Linked DNA regions of Homo sapiens: region 2 is linked to region 1. Evidence: chromatin loops called from intact Hi-C (ENCODE). Cell type or tissue: sigmoid colon. All regions are shown on one strand. Each heading gives the region's core, and the rest is flanking DNA. Links, peaks and the distances in the headings are about the cores only. Region 1 overlaps STAC (SH3 and cysteine rich domain). Region 2 has its middle 180 kb from the start of STAC.

Evidence for each region. A loop is a pair of places that touch in the nucleus more often than their neighbours do. Peaks named below come from ENCODE experiments on the same cell type or tissue, not always from the same donor. Only the 100,000 strongest peaks of a DNase experiment are listed, where the experiment ranks them.
Region 2: a loop joins it to region 1, with 2.1 times the contacts of the local background. A loop is called at or near these places in 2 of 110 quality-filtered maps.

Annotation. Positions count from the first base shown.
Region 1 is chr3:36,491,589-36,496,970 of GRCh38, reverse strand. It overlaps STAC (SH3 and cysteine rich domain), which reads right to left. Exons shown (of 11, transcript NM_003149.3): 6 at 3,742-3,820. Among named protein-coding and RNA genes, the nearest start is that of STAC, 110 kb to the right of the region's middle. In sigmoid colon, for the core only: no CTCF peak of the experiment used is centred there; DNase peaks (open chromatin) are centred at 1,930, 2,040 and 2,130.
Region 2 is chr3:36,554,829-36,560,210 of GRCh38, reverse strand. No RefSeq gene overlaps it. Among named protein-coding and RNA genes, the nearest start is that of STAC, 180 kb to the right of the region's middle. In sigmoid colon, for the core only: no CTCF peak of the experiment used is centred there; a DNase peak (open chromatin) is centred at 2,990.

The DNA of each region.
Region 1 (5,382 bases), core at 118-5,117:
AAGTGGCTGTGGTTAACCCAGCCCTTTTTGAAGAAAATTCTAGGAATTTGTATTGCTTATGTCCTCTTCTGTCTCTCTTCCAGGAAAATTATGATCACACAGAGTCATTCTGAAATGCAATTACTGAAGGCAGCCAATAACATTATTATTTGGCATTTGGAGCTGAAATAGGCAGGCCAGATTTTACTTCAGGCGAGATTTTACTTCTCTCTTTGCTTGTTACTTTGTTATGAGTGAAGCTTCTAGCAGTTAAGCCAAAGGTGAAGACCAACAATTTCCTCCATGTATATTTATGATGCATCCAGGAATAGTGTTCAAAACAACAACCATAAATACTCAGACCTGCCAAGGATCATTTATAAGAGAGAAAGGAGAGACTGTACTCTTAGCAGTAAAGAAATTAGTATGAATTGTACTTCCTTCCAAGGTGGCTTTGGAGATATTCCTCAAGGAATTTGACATAATAGCTGGCTGGAAGAAATGACACCTGTATGCACTGCATTTTTTAAGACATAAATGAACATGTAATGCAGAACTGGTTGTGACTGTAATCCTAGACACTGCTTCTGAACAGCAACACCCTCCTTGCATGAGTGAGAAGATCTGTGGGAACTTGGACCACATATGTAGGGTGTTTTCTCCATGTGGTTTCTCAAACTGCATGGACAGGACATTAAAGCCAATCAAGGGAAAGTGTTTTGAAGCAAATTGCTGCATAATTAATCCACCTAGCTTCTCAGGGTGCATTGTAGAGAAAGCTATTGCTGATCAAAAGAGTTGTTAATACATCTCCAACACTTTTTGGGAGTTTATTGCTTGCTCAGTTCTTTCACCAGATCTCTTTGAGAAAGGCTGTGAAAATGCCCCTTAACACAGAAGAGATGGAAAATTGTCAACTTGATGTCTTTGTGTGTACTACTCTGTGACTTAGTTTCCTTATCTATACGGGGGATATTGTGTGCATGTGTGTGTATTGAAGGGGAGGGAATTGGACTAAGTGACCTCTAGTCCTACTTCTTAAACTTTAATGAGCCTATGAACCACAGATTCATATGCAGATCCTGATTCAGCAGGTGTGGAATGGCCTGAAACTTGCTATTTCTAACAGGCTTTCAAGTGATGCTCACGTGAGTTGTCCATGAGCCACATTTAGGGTAGTGAGGCTCTACCTGCATCTCTGACACTTTATGACTGTATGATGGCTTTGCTAATAGCAGTGATGCTACATAGCAATGATTGCTAAATATAGCCCTTCCTATTTTAAAATCCTATTAAGACCACCTTTTGAGAGAAGAAACCCTCAGTGTAAATTGTGTTCTAACTCCTCAAGGAATTGGTGAGCAACAGCATAGACAGAGCCAGGCCAGGATGGCTGAGGCAGAGAGTTAAGCAGTGAGCACATGCTGGGCATAATTTTGAGAAGCAGCAGATAGAGTTTGCTGATGGATTACGTCTGAGGTGTGAGAGGAAGAGGGAGTCAGGGCTGATGTCAAAGACTTTGGCCTAATCAACTGGTTGAATGAAGTTCCTATTTACTGAGCAGAGACAACTGTGGGAAGAGCCAGTCTGAATGTGTGGCTGGGTGAGGGGATCAAGAGTAAAGTTTGGGTAGGTTAACTTAAAGATGACTATTCTGCATTCAGATGGCAATGTCCAATAGGTGATAGGCATCTGGAGGCAGCAAGGAAGCCTAATACTGAAGATGAAGTTTGAATCATCAATGTATGGATAGTATTTACATTCATTATGTCATCCAAAGATCATAAGAACCCTATGGATTTGGTGTTATTATCTTCATTTTAGAGATGAGGTGATTGAAGCAGAGAGAGGCTAGGTCACTGCTTTGGGATCACATGAGCATTAAGTGAAGTCTAGCACTCTGCTTCCAGAGCAACAATGGGCCAAGGACCAAATGTTTCCAGCGCAGTTAGTGAGGAGAAGGCCAGCAGTGATGTTGATGAGAAGAGTGTCAGGGGAAAGGGGAAAGCAGAGGTCAGACTCAGGACTGAGCAGCTGATCACACTTAAAGCATTATCATGCAAGTCTCTGGTGAGTCAGATATTGAGAAACTTTAGGGTTGCTGTTTAAATTCAGTTGCTGGTCTTGCAGTGCCAGACAGTTGGGCTGGGATGGCCCTGCTGTGCTGCTGACCTGCTATGAAGTTCCCCTCGAAGCCAATACCCTCTAATTTGTCTCTCTAATGGCACTGCTAAGTGCTCAGTGGTTGTTTGCATTATCTAAAAGTACAGTTTCCCTCATGTGATGCCAAAGAATCCTTACCCCAGTGGTGAGCTTTAGTAGATGTGTGTGGGTCTGGCAAGGGGGGGCATGGTGAACACTGGCACTTATTTAGGAAGGAAAATCCTGGGGCAGCTGAGCACATGGTGCCTTGTGGGAATCACACAGGCATAGTCCTAACTAAAGAAGAGCCATAAATGAATTCCCAGAGTGAAGGAAGTAAAAGTGATACCTCATCAGACAGCTGTTGACAAAACTGCTATGTGGTATCGAATGAGGAATTTCTGCATCCAGGCTGGAAAAGGCAGGGCTTGGAGTGGAGTTTGGAGGGATAACTTCTGCCATGAGAATGCATTCAGCTCAAGTTAACAATGCAACTCAGGTCCTGCAGGACTTTGACTAATACACTTTTGCTAATGATAGTAAATGCTTCATAAATATTTTTTGATAAACTAGTGAAGGTTAAGTAGTTATTGATGTCCAAAAGGCCTAGCAAGAATGCATCCATAAGGATCTGGTCACATGTCTTTAAGCTCTGGATTACGAGGTGGCTCTTTCTTTTTTTTTTTTTTTTTTTTTTTGAGACGGAGTCTCGCTCTGTGGCCCAGGCGGGAGTGCAGTGGCGCGATCTCGGCTCACTGCAAGCTCCGCCTCCAGGGTTCACGCCATTCTCCTGCCTCAGCCTCCCGAGTAGCTGGGACTACAGGCGCCCACCATCACGCCCGGCTAATTTTTTTTGTATTTTTAGTAGAGACGGGGTTTCACCGTGTTAGCCAGGATGGTCTCGATCTCCTGACCTCGTGATCCGCCCGCCTCGGCCTCCCAAAGTGCTGGGATTACAAGCGTGAGCCACCGCGCCCGGCCAGAGGTGGCTCTTTCTTAATGTCAGCAAGTGGAAGTATGAAGTTAGCATTTAATAAATACTTTAGAAATTATTATAACAAAGGCTTAAATTATTAGATTAAATAATTTTAATATAGAATGTTTGGCTGGATTGTACATATCAGTTTTTTGAGCTTCTTAGTTGTCTCTGCTGGGGAAGGAGCCAAATGTGAGGCCCACACTTCTCTCCTGGGCCCCACCACCACTTGGTTTCAGGTACCTAAGGTGTAGCACAAATTAGCTTCTCTGTGGTACGGTTTGCTAATGTAATCTAATCTAGCTCAGTGGAGAAAATGACGTATTCACAAAAAGTTCTGGAAGCGACTCTTAAACCCCAATACAGCTCAGTTTATATATATATATATGTATATATACTCTCATAAGAGTAAATATACTCTCATAAAGTATGAGAACTCAGGATATAGAACTCAGGAACATATTAGAGCAAATCACTGAAATCCACCAGAAACAATGCTCACATTCTCTCCAGAACATTGAACACTCGCCCTGATTAAATTCCAGAGCTAGCAGAGAAAGCAAGGGGACTGGAAATCAACTTGGCCTGCCCACTGACCCTGACTCATGTGATCACATTTGTGCTGTGCCAACTCCCTCACTCACCGCTGTTGCTGCGTTTCCTTAGGTCATACCCGCCTCCTGGCCCATTGGCTTCCTCAGGAACCTCCACAAGATCTGAAGTCTTGGAGGAAAGAAGAAAGAGCATGGGATGAACAATGTTATATCTGTGGTCAATTGAGCAGATACTTTGGTGTAAGAGAGCTTAGGTAGAATTTGCATGACACATAAGGACCCAGTGATTGCTGTCTTGGCTGTTTGGCTAACTTCAGAGAAGCTATGTCCACTCGTGGGCACTGTACCTCCCTTCAGGTGTCTATAGCAGGCTCAGGCTTGGTGATGGTAGGTATCCAGTGAGTATTGAATATTCATGAATGTCTAGAAGCAAAGGCCACAGCCAGGCTTCTTCCCAGGAATAGGCAACAAAGAGAAATCAGAATGCCTGTCCATATCCTGTCACTTAAAACTTTCAATAAAACGCTAGCTCTTTCTACAGGTGTTTTAAATATTAGTTTTAGAGAATGGGATGCACTATGGAGGGATGCACTACTTAGGTACAAGTTAAATACTGTTTCCACTGCTGCAAAATTAATTGTTTTTATAATATGTATCCTGACTCTCTTTTTAAAGTGAGTCACAATCATTCTTCCACTTAGGTTACAGAAATAACAAGAACAAAAACAACAATAATAACAATAACACACTCTAAATAGCTAATGCTTCCTGATCACTTACCATGTAATGTTTTTAAGGACTTTATAGATACCATCTCATTTATTCCCCAAATTAATCCTATGATAGACCAATTTTTCAGAGAGGAATCTGAAGCCCGGAGAGAATCAGTAGCTCTGTTTGAGGCCCCATAGTTAATACATGGTGGAGCTGGGGCTGTGAATCACAGGCGTTGCCTCCAGAGCTCGTGCTCTTAAGCATTGTGCTTTATTCATTGGTGTGCTAAAGCATCTTTGTGGGCTGGTGAGAGTCTCATGGTTATCACACTGGTGGCATGAAATGGATCACCACAGGAGTTTTACTCCATGGAACTGGCAAACGCTTCAAATCAGGGTCCAGTTCTGACTTGGTTGTTAAACATTTACTAGCATACCACACTGAATGCCTCTTTCAAAGGGCCACGTGACCCAGCTTCAGTCTAACTGGCTCTATCCTCTTCACAAGAGGAATTTAGGGGGCCTCTGAGGACAGTCACATATATATATATATATATATATATATATATATATATTTTTTTTTTTTTTTTTTTTTTTTTTTCTTGAGATGGAGTCTTGCTCTGTCACCCAGGCTGGAGTGCAGTGGTGCAATCTCAGCTCCATTTCCTGGGTTCAAGCGATTCTTGTGCCTCAGCTTCTCAAGTAGCCAGGATTACAGGCATGCACCACCATGCCTGGCTAATTTTTGTATTTTTGGTAGAGACAGGATTTCACTGTGTTGGCCAGGCTTATCTCGAACTCCTGACCTCAGGTGATCTGCCTGCCTCAGCCTCCCAAAGTGCTGGGATTATAGGCGTGAGCCACCAGACCTGGCCTGACAGTCATATTTTAAAAAATTATTTATTTACATCTTATCGGAGAGGGACAAATTATCTTCTTAGCTCTCCTAGCCAGCTCTAGAGCCCTTTAGCACCACCCTCCAGAGACTGATTTTTGTTACAATTTAGCTTTAAGATTT
Region 2 (5,382 bases), core at 131-5,130, 63 kb before region 1:
CACATAAGGAATGAAGAATCCATAACAAGTCCTCTGATTTATCTGCTCCATGCCTCAGTTTATTTGTATGGAAGATAAGGTTGTCAACCACCTTCCTCAAAAGGACATTCTGAGACTTCACATTGAAGACTTGACATTTATTAACCAGGGTCATATGAAAGCCCCAATTTAATCTCTGGAAAAATGCTTTGAGTGTTTCAGACACAGGGACCATATAAGCATAAAGAATTTTGCCCATAGCTTTTGAAGGAGATGGCAGTCAGTCAACAGAGGCATGGGTCAATCCTTGGTTTACCCTGCTTTGCACTGTGCTCAGGCAAGTTAAGTGGGGAATTGGAGGTGATCAGCATGTACTATGCTGGTTTATTAACTATTCACATACTGAACAAAAGATATTCTGAAAATATTTACCATAGGAGACTAAGTCACTATCAAAAAACTACTTACTTGTGCAGTAAGAATTTTTATTATTATTATTTATATTCAAAAAATTACTACAGTGCAACTGCCTCTTAATAGGATAATACCACTCTTGGGGGACAAAAATAGTAAAAAAAAAAAAAAACAAAAAGTGACCCTTCTATGTGCCACACATTACAATATACGCTTTCACATAAATATCTCCTTTAATTTGCTCAACATCTTTTCAGGTGGATATTATTATCTCTGAGGATCAGAAAGGTTAAATAATTTGTCCGAGGCCACCAGCTAGTAAGGAACTAAATTAGGTTGCTTGTATTAAAAAAAAAAAAAAACTATGCTCTTCTCACTATCTTATCAAACGCTAATAGTTGCTTTCTAGCTTAACAGCTGTATTATTTAAGATTTACTATTTATGTTCTTTCTTGTGATGCAGTGGCAATATAAGTAAAATAAATATAAAATAAGCTTGTAAATACTATAGCTATTATATTTTAGAGCACACTATTACATTTGTAGTATATCTAAACTTATGCAAGAGCAAATAATGTTGTTACTGTTCTTGTGCACTTAGGAAACAGATTAGACTCCTTCAAAGAATGATTGTGTAAGTGGGAAACAAATAACAGCTGAAATCATGCGAAGGGAAGGCCAAATGCATTCAGTGCTGGGAAGCTCTAGGGAACCGAAGCAGGTGAATATTTCAGAGAAAGCAGAAGCATTATTAAAAAACTACTGACTAGTGCAGTGAAATCATGGCATTTTGGGTCATTCTGTTTCTGCTGTTTGGTGTGGGGTATGATTTCTATTTTTCCAAGAGTGAACAATCACTAAGAATCCCTCATTGTTTCTCGTCTGTGATGTGTTGGAAAAGTGACTTTCCAAAAGAAATCTATTTGCTTTAATTATCCAAATCTCAAACCATGAGCCCAATAAAAATCATTTTGTGTTCAGCATGAAGGGAAGGCATAAATAAATAAGCACACATTGTATTCACGTGAGCAGACAGCTGAGTTGAAATAGTGAAACTTTCAGAAGTAGGTGTCAGAAACATGACATGGATACAGTGAAAGACAATCCCAGTTGTTTTGCCATGTCACAGAGATTGATAGTGTATGAAGAAGTATACTGAGATGCTCGGCATGGAGATGTGTCCTCTAGGGCAGGAACCAGGGAAGGGGTCTGGATGGGAGAAACCCTTGGAGCTCCTCTAAGTCAGTTTTAAATGGAGGCTTTCCTTGGTAATTAAACATGGTATTTGTATAATTTTAACTGTAATCTAAGTTCTTCTGCAGAGAGTAAGTCTTGTCAAAAGGGAGATTTCTAGTCCTGTTGAGCACTGTAGTGTGTTTGATTGTGCAAAGGGAAGGAAGGAGCTGGAGAGAAACACATTGTTTAAAAGAGTGAGAGGAGTTTGGAGCTCCTGGGAGCATGGTGGGAGGAATCAGAAGGGATCAGGAAAGAAGGGCAGGGAGATAGTGAAAAGCCAAGTGCCAGGACTCCTCCTGAGACTCTTTGTTGATATCATCAGGTCAAGTCTACTAAACTCAACACATGATTTATGGGAGTGGATTTCTCGTAAACAATGGTGAGAAGACTGAGTTTTGCTTCCAGCTTGAGCTAGCGCAGCTCAGAAACAGCTTGCAGTTCCTCCTTCTGTGTGCTCGCAAAAGTCCTACAGTTAATCTAAGACACAGATTTGCTCAATGCTCTTTACTTTTAAGACTACTTGTAGTTTGAGACTTAAAAATCATAACATGCAAATAATTCCTATCCTTTTCCCCCAATCCCTACCTGAGCTGAGCTGTCTCTAAGAGCACTAGAGATTGGAGGGGGTGGATGCACAAGGGGACCTTGTGGAGCAGCCTGTCAGCGAGTGCTCTTTAAGTTGCTTTTGTGGAGGTGGCGATGGATCTGCAACATCACACCCACACCTTGTGACTGGGGCTAAAGCTGGAGTTTCTTGCCAAGGAATAGAATATAATCATATCTCTAGCCCAGGGTCTTGGATTTGATCTCTATCTTAGTGGGCTTTGTTGACTGATTTAACCTCCTATAGACAAAAGTCATGGTCATCTAGTACCATGACCTGGATATGTAAGAGGTGAGAGAGTGTACTGGTAACAGGGATTTTTCTGATGATGTCAATACTCCATGGCATTCTGAAATGATCACAGAGATAGTTTCCCTTGACTCCCACCTGCAAGGCAATCAAGCCTAGCATTCTGCCCTCAAAAAGTCTACTCACTGAAATCTACTTTTAAAATCATCACTAGTCAAACAGGAAGTGATAGATGCCGCTTGAGCAGTTCAGAGCAGGGCTATGCAGTTTCAGAAGAGCTGAGTTTGGTCTGAGGCCTCTGGAGAAACCTCCACTGCAGAGGCTGGACTTGCTTCTGTATCCCTGGGGAAGCCCTTGGAGGGTTTTTAACAGGGTGACAACAGGATCAAAGTGATACTTTAGGAGGATGATTCTGGCTTTGAGGTTGGCTCTGGGGAAGAACCACCACCAAAAAAGGCATTGCAATGGTGGAGGAGCTATGAGCACACGGTGCCAGCAGGTTGCTGCCAAACAGGCTGCCTGACCTTGCTGTGCTGCCATGGGTCTCTTGTTGTTGCCCTATATGGCTACAGACTGCCACTCAGTCACAGCCTCCCTCATTGCTAGCCTGCTCCTCTCTTGTTCCTAAAAGTGTCTTCCCTTCTGTTTCAGCTCTCCCAATACCAACTCTGTCTTCCCCCCAACACCAGTTAGAACCCTTACTGAATGTCACTTTCACCTATACTTCATGATGTCCCATAAACTTCTTCTTGGGTTCCTTCACCTACCTATATCACCCCAAGCATGTTATATTCTTGTTTCCCGCAGTCTTCTCTTGCTTAGAGACCTCTTTCTCTCATGCTTTATCAGTTACTCATTGCTGGTAATGATTGATCTGTGTTGAGATATAAATATATAATGTATTCGAGAAATAAATTACAGGCTAAGGTGGAAATGCTCATATGTCATCATCTCCTTATCATCAGACCAGAGCTTATCTTCGGCGCTGCTTTGCTTTCCCAGGTCACACAAAGCCAGCGGTCACTGCGACCAAAATTTACGCCTTCCCTGCTGAGAAAAACAAGAACTGGGAGGAGAAAAACAGATTTTTAATATTCATCTCTGGAGGCTATGAAGTTTACAAGACATAAGAAAGGTATTATTTCCTCAAGGAGGTGGAATATTTCTGAGTGTGGTAGTCTCTGGATGGTGGTGGAGGTGGGGACAGAAGGGTTAAAGAGAGAGGTAAGAAAAGAGAGGCCTAGGCACTGAGACTGCTTCTTGTGTAAAAAACAGGTAGGGACTGGCTTTGAAATCAATCAACTGACTCAAAGAAGAAATAACTGCTTAAATCTTTATCAGAGTGCAGTATAAATTCCATCTGAGTGTGTGTGTGTGCGCGTGCGTGTACGCGTGTGTGCATGTATGTGTGTAGACACACATGCTGGAATTCCTTGCCTTCTGATTAGAACATGCACTGCAGTAGCATCCTCAGTGTAGGCTCCAAGGTGGCAGGGACAGTGTGCCCTTGGATATAGTCCTAGTGGCCAAACTGAGGAATCTTTCCCCACTTCTCTCATCCGAGGCTACCTTGGCCAAGGAGATGATAACTTTCCTACACTGGTTACACATTACCACCATGCTATTGGATTTTTTCCATTCTCCTTAGCTGGCTTTTTCTGAGCTTTGGGAGCTCAATATTCTTTAGGCATAACAATGGGGTTCAGTTAAATTTCTCTTGTTATCTCTCCACCTTTCCAAGTGGCAGTGCAATGCTGTATGTTTCCTGTTGGTGCTGTAACAAATGACTACAAACTTAGTGGCTTAAACAATCCAAGTGTGTTATCTTAGAACAATGGAGATCAGAGGTCCTTAATGAGTCTCATTGGACTAGGGGTACAGGGGGCTCTCTTCAAAGTTTCAAGAAAGTTCAGCTGTGGTCCAGCTTGCAGGCTCCTCAGCAAAACCAAAGCCCTAGAGGTAACAGGAACTACCCTTTCTAGAAGTCAGGTTAGCATCAATCTGCTGTTACTTCAGCTGGTGCATTGAGGGTCTCACACTTCAAACCAAGGGCTCTTCAAGTATTTCTTCCTTCAGTAGACACAGAGCTGAGTACAATCTGCTCAGTCTTGCTACATTTTTGGTGATTCTTCATTGCCTGGTGCTGCCCCATCCCCACACGACAGCTTGCTGTATCTGGAACCTCATCTGAATCCTGCTACTGCCCTCTTGGCTGAGTCCTTGGACCCTCATTGTCCCATTCTTTTTATTTTACTTTAGAGGCAAGGTCTCACTATGTTGTCTAGGCTGGAATGCAGTGGACCAATCATAACTCATTGCAGCCTCAAACTCCTGGGCTCAAGTGACCCTCCTGCCTCAGCCTTCCAAGTGGCTAGGACTACAGGTGCATGCCATCATGCCCGGCCTAACCTCCTTGTTCCACTCTTTTTCTGCAGAGTACACTATACTCCTCAGATGGCTGATTCTCCTGTGAGTGCAATAGATGTTTCTTGGTCTTGAAAGCTCATAGATTTATTCCCAGCACTGGATCAACACAATTTGCCCTGCACTGCTTCATTGCATTGAATTTTATGTTTTTAATATCACATCTGCAAAAGTTGTAAACTAATTTCTTAGTATTTAATGTCTTGGCTCTCCCCCCATCCCCCAGCTGCCTGTGATTGAAAGGGAGAAAAACAACTTTGGCAGCACTAGGGGTGAGCAGTTTCATGTTTGGGATCTCTCTATACCACGAAGGCTCTTGTGAGATCCATCATGAATGACAGGAATTTGGCCCAAATCACAAGATGCCTGTGATTTAAAAAAACAGACAAACCTGGTTCCCTTGGTTGTGAAGAAGCATATATATTTGTTTCCATTTTGGTGATGTTTTAACCCTTATTATTCTATAAATAATTTTC